Linked DNA regions of Homo sapiens: region 2 is linked to region 1. Evidence: read pairs that join two places in POLR2A ChIA-PET (ENCODE). Cell type or tissue: GM12878. All regions are shown on one strand. Links, peaks and the distances in the headings refer to the core of each region. The heading gives the core; the rest is flanking DNA.

Region 1 (8,067 bases), core at 1,655-6,654:
CTGGGCCTGACTTTTCTCGTGACAAAAGGTGATAAAAATAAAAGTAAATAAACGAGATACAAGAAAATGCTTTGAGCCATTGAGCAAAAAGTCAGCCAAGTAAGAATTTATTATCCTTGCTGGGAGTCAGAGAGTAACAATTTCCCTTTTGACAAAGAGCAAGTGGATGCCAGGACTTGCCTTCTGAAGTATCCTTCCTCAGACAGGTCCCCGTCCCACCACAAACACCTGCTTTTAAATTCCCGGTCCTCTCTCTCCCTTTGTAACATTAAATTCATGTATGTATTTTTAATTTTTAATTGGAATAAATTTCACATAACATAAAATTACCAATTAACTATTTTAAAGTGTAAAATGCAATGGTTTTTAGAATATTCACAATGTTGTATAACCATGACCACTATCCCAATCCTCTCTTAACCGGCAAATAGGAAGAGGAGGAGAGTAAAAATAGTGATAATGATTGTGATGATACACAGAGGTTAGGAGACTCACCAAGGTCACACAGCAAACAGCCTTCAAGCCGGGACAAACAGTGAGCTTCTGGTACCCTCCCCAGAGCGCCTGTCTGCAGGGTCCAGGGCTGGCCCCCTCCTGGAGGTTGGCAAGTCTCCTACGGCTTCCTGGGCCTGCACGGCTGCCTTCTTCTTGGCCCTGCCCACCCAGCAGGCCGCATTCCTGGCCTCTTCTGATGATGGATGCAGCAGGTGAATTCTGCTGGGGAGAAATCAAAGAGCACCTTGAAGGGCAGGCGGGGGACAGGTGGGCCCCCCGGAGGGTGGCGATAGAGGTTCCGAGGCTGCTGTGGAGAAATGCCCTCCTCCCTGCCTTCCCAGGCTGTCCTAGGCACCATGCTGACAGCAATCAGCACGGGAATGTCTTGGGCTCATTATCCTGGAATTGATTTTCCACTGGATTGATTTGATCTGTTTCTATGCCAGGCTGTGAAGATGGTTCAGATCCAGTTAGCCCTCGGAAGTTAGCAACTTTGAAGGCTTTTCTACAAAAACAATTGATCAGAGCTAACGTTTACTGAGCAAGGCACTTAAACATACCAAGCATTTAATCCACACAACAGTCCTATGGGGTGGGAATGATCACTAGCCCCATTTTATAGATGGGGAAATTGAGGCTAAGCAAAGCCAAATGACTTGTCCAAGACCACACAGTCAGGTGGTGGCAGGGCTACAACCCTGGAGTCCCAGCTTGCACTTGCTCTGGTGCTTGCTCCATAAATACAGCCAGGCCCTGGGCTTTCCATTTATTATCTCAGTTAATCCTCCAACAACGTTGTGTGGCAGGTACTATTATAATACTATCCCCAATTCACCAATAAGGAAACCGAGACACAGAAAGTTTGAGCGACCAGCTCAATGTCACTCAGTTTGTAAGTGGCAAAGCTGAGGACTGACCCAGGTCTGAGACCTTGACTGGACCCCACTTGTGCGCCCACTGTGTGCTTACCCATTTTGCTACAGGTGAGTACACCCAGGGGCAAGGAGAGGTGACAATGAGAGAGTGGGAAACTGAGATCAAGGTAGGAGCTGAGGATTACCTGGGGTTGAATGTTCTCCCCTCCATGTCAGTGTCTGGTGCCAGCTCTGTGCAAGGCCATGGAAGGAGGAGACGGAGTTCCTACTGTGTGCCCCGCCTCACAGAAAGTGATAAAAATTTTATTTTAGAAATATATTTAAGGTTTAAAGAGAGCCAGTTTAAGGTAAAATGTTTAAGCAAATAACAGTATAGGTGCATGCAGATGTGACACAAATGATAAAGGTGGGACGTGAAGGAAACACAGGGGCGTGGCTCTTACTCTCTATTTGTGTGTGTGCATGTCCCGTGGCGAGTCACGTGTCCTGTGGGGCCTTCACTCCACTCAGCTGTCAAAGGAAGGCATTGAGAAGAGGCATTCCTGGGACCCTCCCGGTTCTGAGGCCCTAACAAGCTCAAGTCCCCAGACCGTGAGCCCTATGTCATTTGTCAAGTGACCACTGGAGGGCGTGAGTCACACAAATTCCAGCAGCTCCGAAGCTGAGGTCTTCCCCGGTTTCCACCACCTTGCCTGACTCGGAGATGACGGAAGTGAAGTGAAGGGATTTTTACTGGAAACGCCCGGTGGTCACTCCAGGATGGACAGGCCCAGGGTGGACCAGGAAGGTGGACAAGCTTTGCTGAGTCCCTGGAGTGTGACTCAAGCTGGCTGGTGCAGGCCTGGCACTTTGCTGCTGTTTCTTTTAAAAGCCTCGTTTCTTGTCAAGCCTCCCCAGAACACCCTCCCTTCCCTGCCCTCCCGTTTTGCTTCCTGGGTGCCCGTCCTTCTAGGCGGAGAAACAACAAACAGAGTGGCACCTGGGGTAGTCCCAGGGTGTGATGGTTCAAGGGGCAAGATTCAGGGGCAAGTAGTGTATCTGGGAAGTGCAGGGGACATCAGGAGGGGAATGAGGAAGTGAGACAGAGAAAGGGAGGCAGCTGGTAAAAGTACTATAGGGCAGCTTTCACGATTTGCAACCAGACTCAGCCCCACCAGGGAACTTGAAAAATGGTGCAGAAAACAGGGCTTCAAATGATCCCATCCAAGGGGCCAGGGGCTGGGCTACTGACCCAGCAGTTCCAGAGCATCACTCATTGAGGCTGCTCCCAGGGAGGTTAAATTCCCAAGGCCTGCTGTGGGCAGAGCAGCCTTCCTTGGTTCTGGGAAAGCCCTCTAGAATTCACAAAGTGCACTGGAATGAGACGAAGACAGACGTCACTGCTACAGGGGGTTTAGAATTGGGTCAAATGGAGGAAGAGAGGTACCTCCTCCCCAGGTACAGCCTCTGAGGGTGCTGGATGCTGATCCAAGAAGTTCTAAATGCCAAGAGCTTCAGCTAAGCCCACCCTCTTGTATCCTTCCCTAAGAAGCGCTGCATCTTTGGTTAGGCCACATAAGCCCTCCGGGCCTCCCTTTCCTCAGTTAAGGGTCTCTGAGGCCTTTCCAGCTGTGGTATCTGGGCTTTCTGAGTCTCCCCACCTCATACATATCTGGTCTTTGATGCTCTTGGAAAAGTTATCTTCCCCACCAGAGTGCCCCTGAAAGGCAGAATGTAGCAACGACTGGCAACTTCTGCAGAGCCTGACCACTGTGTGCACAGAGATGTCTGGAGCATCGCTCTCTACGAGAGCCAGAAACAACCCAAGTGATCAGCATAGAGAAAGGCACACCAGGCCAGCTTTATAGTGTACCATTACGTGGCCAAAAAAAAAGTGTATTAAGAATTTTTTGGCCAGGTGTGGTAGCTCATGCCTGTAAATTCTAGCATTTTGGGAGGCTAAGATGGGAGGATTGCTTGAGCCCAGGAGTTTGAGACCAGCCTTGCCAACATGGCAAAACCCTGTCTGTACAAAAAATACAAAAATTACAAAAATTAGCCAAGTGTGGTGGTGAACACCTGCAGTCCCAGCTACTCGAGAGGCTGGGGTGGGAGGATCGCTTGAGACCAGGAGGTCGATGCTGCAGTGAGCTGTGATTGTACCATTGCACCCCAGCCTGGGCAACAAAGTGAGACCCTGTTTCAAAAAAAAGGATTTATTTAGCTGGGCATCGTGACAAGCACCTGTAGACCTAGCTACTAACTGAGGTGGGAGGATCACTTGAGCTGAGGAATTAAGAGACCGCAGTGAGCTATGATTGCACCATTGCACTCTCCAGCCTAGGCAACAGTGAGACTCTGATCTCTTAAAAAAAAAAAAAAAGAGTCTTTATGATAAGAAATAATGTTCATGATATCAGTAGAAAAATGATAACCCCTAACATGTAAAATAAAGACAGAAAAAATGTGAGAAAAAAATACTAAAATATTAAAAAGTGGTAGAATTATGGGCAATAGTTATCTTTTCTTTACCCTTCTCTGTATTTGCTATCTGTGCATATGTTAGTTTTATAATATAAAAAGTGACTCCTTACTTTTTGAAATACTATCTCAGACGTGTGGCTGTGCCAGTAATTCACCTTTCCCAAAGGAAAAGAGCCTCTAGCACCCATTTTCATTACAGGAGGCACAGAGAGGGCGGCTGCCCACGCCCCTGGCTGTTCTGCAGGAGTTACACCGGTTTTCTGAGCATCGTCCGTGAGTTTTCCAAGCTGGGCCCTGGGGATCCAGTGGTGAGTGATGGCAGACAAGCTGGCTGTCTCTCTCCCTCCCCACTCTGCTGCCAATAGAGATGGCAAGATGAGTCCCAGAGCCTGTTGGAGGCGGTGCATTTGGGGGACAGGGGCTGCCTCCTTAAAAACAGAGTGGAAACCAGGGGGACAGGCCAAGTGCATCGAAATGCTAGGACGGTTGGCCAAAGCTGAGCGGCTCACTCTTGAAACAGAGGTGGGGTCTGGCTCTTGGTGGGTGAAGGAAGAATTGGAGGAAGGGAGGAAGGGTAATTCCTCCAGCAATTTGAGTGGGAGGCTGTGGGGGGCAAGCTATTAATAACGGCAGAGGCCACTGTCAGGCAGACTCAGGGACAAGTCTCAGGCCTGCCACCTAAATTCATCTGTGGGCATTGGAGAGGTTACTTTTGGTTTCAGTTTGCTTATCTGTAAAGTGTGGATAATCACAGAGTCCCCACCTCCTCAAGCCTTGGGGAGGAGTAGCGAGAGGATGTACGCAGCACCTGCCCTGCAGTTCAGCTTGAGCACGCTCCTATCTTGCCAGAGCCGGAGCGTAGCTGTAGCTTTAGCAGAGCAGCAGCACCGAGCTGGCTGGCTCTGCCTACTGCTATTCTCCCAGCACCTGGCACATGCTGGAGCTCAAGAAACAATGCCCAGCTGACTGCCAGGGCCTTTTTAATGTGTTATCTCATGCATTCCACACCACCACACTGTGAGGTGAGCTGTGTCAACCCTATTTTACAGATGACAAAATTGAGGCTTAGGAAGATTAAAGAATTTTTCCCAAGATCATACAGCTAAAGCTGCAGAACCAAGATTCAGGTCCATTTGATTCCAAATGCTTCTGGGAGGAGCATCTTAGGGACACCACCGGTCTGAGGCTCAAGGCAGCCCTCTCTCACCCAAGACCAAGCTCTTGTAGACAACAACTGTTTAAAGGGCAAAGACAGCTCCTGGGGAAGAGGCAGGAAAATCAATGAAATGATCTGTGATGCTGTCAGGGCCCTGGAGGAAGGACTGAGCAATGCAGGAGTTCCCCAGGGGCTCCCGGGAGGGCCCAAGAGGCCAGGTGGGGGCGGGGTTGGGCAGGGAAGCCTGGGGGAGTACTCTCAGAGGAGGTGACAGTCCCCAACAGGAGGAAAGGCTGTCCTCCTGCTGAGCTTACAAGGGAAGCTCCCATGCCGGAAGGAAGAACCTTGAACTTCTGCTTCCAATACCTGTGTCTAGCCTGTCTCATCCTGGCCTGCATTTCAGAGCTCCCCCCAACTCCAGGAGCTCTCTAGTAAGCCATGCCTTTGCACACACTGTTCCCTGTTGCTGGAATGTCCTTCCCGACAGCTCCCTAGCCCACCCTTGCCCTGACTCGAATCCCCTTCAGACTCTGCTTTACTTCATGGCATTGTTGCCTCTAGGGGCTCCCCTGACCCTCCATCCTCAAGCCCCTTGGGGTTCCCCAAATCCCTTAGGCTCCCCTCTCCTCAACACTGATCCCACTGTTTTAATTGTGGTCTCACTGCTCTGTCTCTTTTACTAGACACAAGCTTCCCAAGGCCAAGGTCATGTCTCACATCTCTGCAGCACCAGCAGCATGCTTGGCCCAGACTAGGTGCTCAGTGGATTTTGTTTTGTTGAGATAAAAAGTCACGTGCCATTAAATTCCCCCATTTAAAGAGTATAATTCAGTGGTTTTTAGTATATTCACAAAGTTATGAAACTATCACCACTATCTAATTCCAGAACGTTTTTGTCACCCCAAATAGAAACCCTGTACCCATTAACAGTCACTCCCTATTTCTTACCCCCAACTCTTAGAAACCACTAAATCTACTTTTTTTTCACTATAGATTTGCTTATTTTGGATGTTTTATACAAATGGAATCATATAATATTTGGCCCTTTGTGTCTAGCTTGTTTCACTTATAATGTTTTTGGGGTTCATTCACGTGGCATGTTTAAGTTCTTCATTCTTTTTATGGCTTAGTAATATTCCACTGTATGGATATACCACATTTTATGCATCCATTCATCAATTGATGGCCATTTGGGTTGTTTCTATTTTTTGGTCACTGTGAATATTGCTGTCCAAATATAAATGTTTGAGTACAGGTTTTTGTGTGAACATGTACTTTCAATTATCTTGGAATAGAATTGTTGGGTCATAGGGAAACTTTATGTTCAACTTTTTTGGGGTACTGCCAGACTATTTTCTGAAGTGGCTGCTGCACCATTTTATATCACTACCAGCATAGGAAGAGGGTCCCAATCAGTCCACATCCTTGACAACACCAGTAATGGGCTTTCTTTTTTGTGTCATATAGCTTCTAGTGGATGTGAAGTAGCCAATGGACCATTGACGAATGAGTGAGTGACAAACGGATGGATGGATGGATGGATGGATGGATGGATGGATGGACATATGGGAGTAGATACCTGACCCTGAGTTCTGAGCTCTGATTTTGGTGGGACAGCCTGCTTCCCTGAGGACCTGCATCAAGTAGAGACATAGCAACCTGCAGCCTGCCCCTGACCATCGTGGTTCCAGATGTCCAATCTGCCTTCGTCCTCGGTGGCTCTTAAGCACACAGGTGACCTGGATTCCCCTAAGCCTGTGGAAGGCCCTGGAGGGGGCCCCATTCTGGGTGACACAAGTTTTATTACTCATCAGTTTCAGTTTCTTCTTCTGTGAAATGGAAGGAGAAAGAGAAAAGTCACACAAGTTTCTGCAGAGGGTGTGGCACATAGCAGGTCCACAATAAATAGGAGTTTCGTTTTTCCAGTCTGTTTCTCATCCAGTGTGTATATAAATGCCACTCCACTAATTATCTACTGGAAAAGAGCTTGAGAAGTGGGGCAGTGGAAAGGAGGGGGGACGGGGAAAGCCAGGCAAGAGATTTACATATGGCAGGAAGCTGCAGCAGGTCATCGAGGGAGTGGGAGTCACAGAGCAACCCTGGGAGGATTGTCACAGGCTTCGGAAGAGGATATCCTCCCAGCCATTTGCATACCCAAGCACCACTCTTACTGTCAGGAAGACCTGAGCCTCCTATTTAGGCCTTTGGATGGGTGTGGAGAGAGGGCAGCATCTAACTAGTGCTGATCTGAGATCAACTGCAGGTCCCCAGGCAAACCCCACAGAAGGGTGAATCAGATTCCAAGGCCAGTGAATTTTATCCATTGTGCCAACCTTCATAGACAAGGAATGGCTGCTCAGAGCCTTGCAGTGAGATCAATGTTAAAGTTCTGTAGTTTTAAGGCTCAGTAGGAAAAAGTAGCCACCCGCATCTGCCCTGGGCAGATGACCAATGACCTGTATTTACTGCCCCTGTTCTAGACCAGTACAAGATTAGCTGTCTGTTGGGTAGTTTCCATGTAAATAGTTTGTTACCTGGGGCAGTTGAAAGGTCAGGAGGAAAAGAAGAGGGGATTAAAATAAATTGCTGGAACGGGGGACTGGCGGCGGCAGTGGTGCTCACTTGAGGCTCCAGCCTGCAGTGAGCATTGAGCACTTAATTTATGGAGTGCTCAGCTGAGGTTGCCACTAGCTGCTTACGAGAGGCCAGCAGCGCCGTGAGCCAGGCCCACTTAGGGAAGATTCTTGGCTCATCCATGTGACTCACCTTCCTCATACGTAACATGGGGACAATGGGGATATATGTCACAGGGCTGCTGTTTATCTTGCCGGATGATCTAATGCACATGGATGAAGAAGGGAATGTGGGAAATACATGCTCTCAGTCTTAACAGAAGGGAAAACTGAAGCCCGCAGTGGGTTGGAAGAGGTGGAGAAAATGCAAGAAACACAGACAGCTTTGTGATTGCAACTTTGTTCCAGGTCCTGGTTGTGTCTTTAATTCCATATTAATTGTTTTGTCTTTAGTACTTAACTCCTATCTGGAAGAACTCCTCATTAGCCCATCTGCCCTGGCATG
Region 2 (8,067 bases), core at 1,225-6,224, 290 kb before region 1:
CCACTTTGCCTCTCATATAATGGTCCCAGAAAATTATGCTTTTTAAATCTTGGGTCTGCTTCGTAGTTTTTTTTTTTTTTTTTTTTTCATTTATTCCATTATTGCTGCCAGGTCTTGTGGCCTCTGTGCATTTACCTCTAGAAACCTGGTTCTTTTCACCTTAAAAATGTTCTGCTTTACTATAATCTATGGATGGGAGAAACCAGAGAACCCAACATGGTAGAAATGTGGATTGAGGAAGGAGGCTCTGGGGGAAACCATAGACTCTCCTCTAGGTTAGGTAGGGCTTTCATGAGCAGGCTTAGTCTGTTTTATCAGCTCTGATCTCTTCTGGCCTATCAGATAAAAGAATTTGCCTTTTTTTTTGTTAAGGGAAGGAGTTTGAAATCTTCTCCAGTCAAGGCACTATTTAACAATTGGCTCTCCATGGCTGACTTAATGCTAATTTTCTCATCACCATTCAACATAGCTTCCTCCTTACCTCATCTGTCTTTGTGAATGCAGCCCCCATTTTATAAGCACAACCTCTAGAAAACCTGGTTTTATCTAACTAAGAGACCTATCACATCCAGGAAGTTGCCAAAGGAGAAAATCGAGAAAAGGTAGTTGTGTGACGTTGGGCTAGTTACCTGATCTCTGTCTGTTTTCTCATCTGTGAAAGAGCAATCGTAATGATTGCCTTATGGTCATTGTAAGAAATGAGGATGAGTTAAATGGAATAGTGCCTAGCATGTAGTAAATGCTCAAAAAAGCTATTATCATTAATATTATCATCATTATCACAGATGGGGTGTGTTAATCACAGATTAACACTGATGTGGGATTGGGCCACCCTGGGAGGGTGTTTGGACAGAGGCCAATGTGAGCCATATTTACCTGATGAGAGAGATCAATCCATTGTTGGAACAGACGTCTTCATGTGCCTTTGTCCTCGCTCCCTTTCTGTGATAGTGCAGAGTAGAGTCTCCCTCCCCCTCCTCCTCCTCCCCCTTTCATCCTTTCTTCCTTCCATCATTTTCATATCTGATTACAAGAGTAATATATGTTCCTTGTAGAAACTTTGAAAAGCATGAAAGAAAATTGAAACACTCTTAAAAATGTATATATAGAGAGAACTTTTCGAAGCTGAGATCATCCTGTACTTTTTGCTCTATAGCCTGCTTTCATTTTTTATTTTCTTTCTTTTTTAATATTTAAAGAGATACATTCTGAGCCAAATGTGAAGACCATGACCCATGACAGCTTCAGGAGGTCCTGAGAACATGTGCCCAAGGTGGTTGGGTTACAGCTTGGTTTTATACATTTTCGTGAGACATAATGACTAGTCTAAACATTAAAACAGAGATCTTAATACAAAAGAGACCCTTTGTGGCAATGAGATACCAAATTCCAACCTGACTCTAGTATAACATCTTAACATCACATGACAGATAGCAGGCCCTGAAAGAAAGAAACAAAAACAAAAGTATTTTATCCTAAAATAGATTTCTTTGATATATTTTGAAATGGCCCTGCAAAGCTGTCTCTTGTGGGAGAAATTTACATTCTGTAGAGAATCCCCTTCCCTTTCTAGGTAATTTTCTGATCCTGAAAAGATTAACTGAGATCCTAGCACCTTTTAAAGGTCTGAATGGGAAACATTTGTCGTCTATTGCCTTTAAGGGTGGCTACCTATGAGACTTCATCTACATAATAAGAACCTTGTGCTCCACAACCCCTTATCTTAACCCAGACACTTGTTTCTATTGATTCCAGGTCTTTAATAACTCTTTTTCTTTTTATTTTATTTTTATTTTTTTTTGAGCCAGAGTCTCACTCACTCTATGGCCCAGGCTGGAGTGCAGTGGCGTGATCTCGGCTCACTGCAACATCCACCCCCTGGGCTCAAGTGCACACCACCATGCCTGGCTAATTTTATACTTTTAGTAGAGATGGGGTTTTGCCATGTTGCCCAGGCTGGTCTCGAACTCCTGATTCTGAGCTCAAGCAATCCGCCCACCTTGGCCTCCCAAAATGATGGGATTACAGGCTTCGGCCACTGCACCTAGCTGATAATAATTCTTTCATTTTCATTGGACGATAAACTATGAGTGTTATTGAGTACCGCTCCTGTGTAGCATTTCATCAAATGGATTTCAACCTGGAGTTGGAAGAGACCACTGAGGATTGAAGGTAGATTGGTTTTCCTGGGTGAGCTCAGAGAATCCACCCTTGGCCCACTTCTGTATTGTAAGACTTGCTTTTTTCTAACTGAGGGATGGAGTGCATTGCAGTTGGGTCCCTATGTTATGTAATTGTGGGGGTTGTAAGCTTGGATTGTAAGTGGAAGATTTGGGGACTTGGGATGATTTCAGATATAGGCAAGAATGGAGGAAGAATGATTGTAAGCTAAAGCAGTAACACGATTCAAGCTATTTATTCATTTGGTCATTATTGAGGACCTGCTGTATGCCACCACATGAGGCCAGATGCTCTTGATACAGAAATAAATAAGAGGACCTTCTAGTTTCAGACAGCATCTGTCTCAGTGAGTGAAGACTTAAAAAACCAATTCATGCAGTAGGCTGTTAGAGATGCTCTCATTGAAATCTATCCTGTCCCCAAAAGGAGTCTGAAGGAGGGAGTTGGCAAGGGGGGAGCTGGCAAAGGCTTTGTAGGGAGCAGGGCATTCTAGGTGGAGAGAGCCTGTAAACAAGGCCCCAGAGGTGTGAAACAGCTTGGATGGATTAGCTTAGCAGTAAAGAAGCAATAGCTACACCTTTTCATTTCTCAATCCACTTAATACTGGGTGGAGTAGCTGCACTTGTGAAATTTGGCGAACCTTAATATTCTTAAAGAAAAAGGCAGAAGGTATGTATTTCGAAAGCATCCTATAGTTTTCTTTCCGTCCTTTCTTTTGGAAAGTGTAGCTCACCCCCTGAAAAGCATAGAATTGGTTTCTGTTAACTCTGGTGTTTGCTGTCTGCCTGCCCACCCAGTGCCCATTCATCATCTGAGTGCCCCCTCTCTACAAGGCACTGTGTCGGGGAGCTCAGAGCCTGACCTTGCCAGGCTCTTGCAATCTGGGTCGGTGGACATCTATGTTGATAATTGATGTTCTGTGCTGACAAGTTCTGTGGGAAAGTGGACGTAGGAGCAAGCACTGTGTTGGCAGGAGTCGGGAAAGCTTAAGGCTGCGATGCTCAAAGGAGAGGATAAATGGTGGACACTCCCTAGACCCTCCTCCCTCTCCACCAAAGGCATAGCCTTCATAGTGCTGGAAATGTTCCATATCCCTCCATTGTGCCGTGGTGGGAAAAAGACAGGGAAAGAGCCCTCCAGGGAACTGGCATTTGTTGTGGCCTGCACTGGCTGGTTCCTGGAGTAGGATGTGTGCATCATTAGCCCTGCATAGCACAGTAGCTGTGAGGAAGTGACCGCTCAGGTGTTGGGTGATGTGTCTAGGGTCACATTGCCTAGAAGAGTGGCAGGGCTGCGCTTGCTGCAGGCTTGCTTGATCCTGAAGCCCTGGTTCCTCTCACCATGCCCTGGGCTGCAGAACTCACTTCTGGGCCTTGTAAGGCCGCTGGTGGGTAATGGTGACAGTGGGAGGAGTAATACCTGAACAGAGGCTGCCCTAAATAATGGCTTGTGGTGGTCAGCGCCTGGAAGCCCTGGGTGTGGTTCCCTGCAGAAAGGAATTCTGAGGCCTCAGAAATGAGGTTTTGTTTTGTTAAAATTGTCTTGGGCACCCACTCTCCAGTTGCAGGTCAGGGCCTGCCCTGTGGCTCAAGTGTGGGGCCACATGGAGGTTGAATCAACTGCTCCCTTAGGGCTCCCAGGGGTGGGAGGACAGGAAATCCCTCCAGGATTGTTTAGTTCAGCAATACTCCTCCCCACACCCGTGTTACAGCTGAGGAAAGGAGTCCCCTTCAACCCCCGGCATTTAGTGATTCTATCATGTCGGCATAGTTTCTTCTCTGACCTGGCCATGGTGCGTTTGATGCCAAGAATGGGCAGCCTGAGTGGTGATGGTCAGTCAGTGCCACTCTGTCAGTCCCGGGACCCCAGCTGTCCCCGTTCTCTGCACAGCCCAGCCTTGGGTGCTTGCTTGTGGGGCCTGCAATGTGAGTGTTTAGAGCTGCCAGATTTGTGGGGGATTTCTGACACTGTTAAAACCAAACAAAAAGCAAGGAGCTCTACTGAGCTGTATGATTATTTAGGCTCTAAATTGGGACGGGTTGTGGTGAGGGACCTAGAGTCTAAGACCAAAGGAAAGTCCCTGGTCCATGGCACAGGCTTTGAATGTGGGCCCCACCACCTGAGAGCTGTGAGCTTTGGGAGGAGCTCTTCATCCAGCCCAGCTGGGAGTGGGGATAGTAAAACTGTTTCCCCAGCCGGGAGTGGGGATAGTAATACTGAACCTGGCAGGGCTGCTGTTAGACCATGGGTACTCAGTGCAGCAGAGTCTCTGTAAATGGCAGAGGTGGTGCTTTGCAGATGGGAGAAGGGAATAAACCTGTAGCTGATGTCAGGCCCTTTGTTGCACCCTTTATACCGAATGAATTATTTCATTTCACTCCATAACACCTCTGAAATAGGCTACACTGTTCCCATTTGACAGACACCAAAATGAGTTTCGGAGAGTTTCTGAAACTTGTCCAAGTTCATGTAGCAAATGGAGTTTAACTTCCAAATTCTTTCCACCTTGCCATGAGAAAATTTCCATTCCTGCAGAAGATGGCCTTCTATAAAGGGCACCGAAGGGATTTAAGTCACACCTTGGGACACATTCCTAGATCCAAGTGGTTTCTGTATGTTATAGGCCAGACAGTAGCAAATGCAAAGGTAAATTTATGTGCCTGTGGAGGGGGAGAATTAATTTTTTCCCCTCCCTGGACTTTAACTCTGGAAAGCTTAATCTTCTAAAGCTTAATCTTTAGAAAGGGCTCAGAAACTCTGCTTGGTGCGCATAATAAGTGTTGTGTCCCCAAGGCATTTGTTAGATAAAACGAAAATTAAATAAATAAATAAAATGCTAATCGTGCCACCAGCCCTGAAGTCTCCTTGTCTCTGCTGGCTTTTCCGTGCAGAACGGGCACAGTGGAGCTTTGTTCTTCTGCCCCTTTGTCCGGACGAGGCCTCTCAGGGGCTGGCTCACAGGCAGGGAGGCCAGGCTGTGCCCGCCCAGGTTTCCCAGGCCCCGCTGCCTCCAACTCTCACTGGCCTCCTTTTCCCGAGGGTGGGGCGGCCCCCTGCCAGTGGATTGGAGGGGTGCTGCCTTCCCCCTTACCCATTTGTCCCAGTGGCCAAAAGGGGCTGAAAGCAGGTAGCTGGAGGATGCGGGAGACGTGTGATTCCCTGTTTGCCAGTTGGCCTAACTGGAATCTTCCTGAAATCATTGTATCCCTGTGAGCAGACAGCAGGCACTATGGGCTGTTTGGCCTTGGGTTCGCTTCCTGCCTTGGGCAGTCTGTGGAATGGGGCCCGGTCCTCAAGCACTTGTGGCTGTCACCAGCAGGAAGTTTGTTCAGCACCGTGGTTCTGAACCCTGTCCTCATGTTTGAATCATGGGTGCTTTTAAAACACATCCATATCAGGAGCACAGCCCTGGGCCAGCTGACTTAGTACCTCTGGGGTGGGAACTGGCCCAGGCATCTCTATATGTATACCCGCTCCAAGTGATTCTGATACACAGGGAGGGTGGAAAGCCCCTGGTTAGGATACCCAAGCTGAAAGGACTGCTCAGGAGTTGCTTGTTCCACCCTTCAGTTTACCCATGAGGACAGTGAGTTGACAAAGGCCATTCCTTTTTTTTTTTTTTTTTTTGAAACAGGGTCTAGCTCCATTGCCCAGGTTGGAGTGCAGTAGCTCACTGGAGCCCCGACTTCCTGGGCTCAGGCAAGCCTCTTGCCTCAGCCTCTTGAGTAGCTAGGATCACAGGGTCTAGCTCCATTGCCCACGTTGGAGTGCAGTAGCTCACTGGAGCCCTGACTTCCCGGGCTCAGGCAAGCCTCTTGCCTCAGCCTCTTGAGTAGCTAGGATCACAGACATGAGCCACCACGCCTGGCTAGTTTTTGAATTTTTTTGTAGAGATAGGGTCTCACTGTGTTGCCCAGGCTGGTCTCAAACTCCCTAGGCTCAAGTGATCCACCTGCCTTAGGCTCTCAAAGCGTGGGGATTGCAGGTGTGAGCCACCACGCCTGGCCTGCAAAGGCTACTCTGATGGAGGCAGGTGGGTTAGAACCAGGTCTCCTGACGTCTGAGCTCCCAAAGCACCACCTGTTGCCCTGTTAATCCACACTCTCATGGCTATGGGAAAGGCAGGCAGTTGGAATTATGATGTTGATGATAAAAATGTCTGCTTATCACCCATGCTGCTAGGGAGACCAGGCTTAGTTAGGTTTACTTTCTCTGTTCTTTCCTTTCTCTTGCACATATTTACCATTGCATCTTTTCACATGACATCACAAGTATTTATTTTCTAGGCCATGAGTTCTCAGAGGTCAAGTTCTGGATAATGGCTGGGTTTTTGTTACAGCCATTCTTATACACTGGTACCTGGCCAGAGCAAGCTTTCAATAAATGTTGTGGAGTGGAAAGGTGGATACCAGACCCCAGCCTTGAGCCCGGTGGAGTGTCTCTCTGAGCCCCTGGGTTAAGTGGGTCAAGGCAACTACCCTTTGCACTTGGGGCAAGTTGACATGAAAAATCCATAGACAGGCAGAGTCAGGAAAAACAGGACTGAGAAGGGGCTATGAACTTGATCCTAGGAATACTGGCTTACTTGAAACTAAACAACCACGCAATCCTCCACACAGCTTTGGCCCCCGCTCCCCGTGGCCCTCCCGCCCAGCTCGCCTTTGCAGTGAGCAGATCCAGTATACATGTCACAGCTGGAATCTGGCTTGTGTTTGGAAATAAACAACTTGGCCCCTCTCTCTGCCTGGGATTTTCCTTTATCAGGAGATGCTCATGAGCCACCACCAGAGATGAGGTGTTTCTTTCCAGCAGAGATGAGATGTTCTTTTCAGCAGCCTGCCTGAGAGCTCCAGGGAAAAGTGGGAGGGCTTTGTGGTGGGACAAACACCTTCACATTGTCCTTTTCTGGTTGGTATTGGAGAGGGCTTGAGTGAGTAGGCTGGATATGAAATAATTTGAGGGGTGGTGAATGCAAAGGACTAATCCACCAACCCCCCAGCAAGTTTGCAATGAGGGAAAGTCTCTGTCTTGCAAGAGGAGACACCATAGATAGAAAGCAATGGGTGCACCACTCTGAATGCTGGCTGCCCAGCTAGGTTGCTTTTTGCAGGGTGGTCTGTCCTCAGGCAGCAGCCAGACAACATTTTGGGGAGAGTAGCTCAGGGGATTCCTGTGTTTCTGCTGTAGCTAGTTCAGGGTACTAAGAAAGAAAAAAAGGATCCTGCTACCATCATGTTAGGTAGAAATTGGCAGTTTAGAAATACAGCATGGGGAGGGGCCTCCTCTCTCACACAGGGCCCTGGGGAGTGTAAATTGGTACAACTACTCTCAAGAGAACTTGACTAGATGTGGTGAAGTTAGGGATACACATACCCTATAGCCAAAAATTTTACTTCTATTGTCTGTACTGGAAAAACTAGCATGCAAGTGCTCAAGGAGAAATAGATGTACATTGTAACATTTTTGGTGATGATGAAAAACTAGAAGGAAACTAAAAGCCTATTAGCCAGGAAATATATCAATAAATGACGGTTTACACAGTGTAGTACTTTTCACCAGTTCCATCTGACTTACATGAATCAGCCCGACTACATTTAAGAAAAACGTTGGTAGAAAGGTTGCAGAATATCTGTAGTAATGATACCATTTCTGTAAGGTTAAAAAAAAAAAAAAAGGAAAGATACCATTTTTGTGTGTTTGAATTATTTAGAAAATGAGAGACATGTTGCTGCCATCAAGTTGCTCGCAGTCTAATGGGGAAAGTTGGCAAATAAACAGCTGGAGGCTTCCAGATAGTGAATGTTGATGTTATTGACCAAGTTCCTTGTCTTGCAAGACATGACCAGTTTGGAGGGGATATTAGATAAAATAGAGTTCAAATAACAG

Evidence for each region. ChIA-PET counts read pairs that join two places held together with the same protein. Peaks named below come from ENCODE experiments on the same cell type or tissue, not always from the same donor. Only the 100,000 strongest peaks of a DNase experiment are listed, where the experiment ranks them.
Region 2: POLR2A ChIA-PET joins it to region 1 with 5 read pairs; 1 of 35 experiments calls an interaction of 5 or more read pairs at or near these places.

What each region holds. Positions count from the first base shown.
Region 1 is chr17:27,803,628-27,811,694 of GRCh38, forward strand. No RefSeq gene overlaps it. Among named protein-coding and RNA genes, the nearest start is that of NOS2, 7.1 kb to the left of the region's middle. RefSeq lists promoters at 1-5,190, 1-8,067, a cis regulatory region at 260-399, enhancers at 1,836-2,130, 1,858-2,905, 2,097-2,117, 2,441-2,500, 2,531-2,770 and 4 more and a silencer at 5,107-5,269. In GM12878, for the core only: a CTCF peak has its summit at 2,009 (motif pointing right); DNase peaks (open chromatin) are centred at 2,014, 2,364, 4,624 and 5,134; H3K4me3 peaks cover 1,119 bases; H3K27ac peaks cover 4,233 bases.
Region 2 is chr17:27,515,546-27,523,612 of GRCh38, forward strand. All of the region lies in intron 1 of KSR1 (kinase suppressor of ras 1), which reads left to right. Among named protein-coding and RNA genes, the nearest start is that of KSR1, 63 kb to the left of the region's middle. RefSeq lists enhancers at 3,838-3,987, 3,967-4,603. In GM12878, for the core only: no CTCF peak of the experiment used is centred there; a DNase peak (open chromatin) is centred at 4,226; H3K4me3 peaks cover 416 bases; H3K27ac peaks cover 2,253 bases.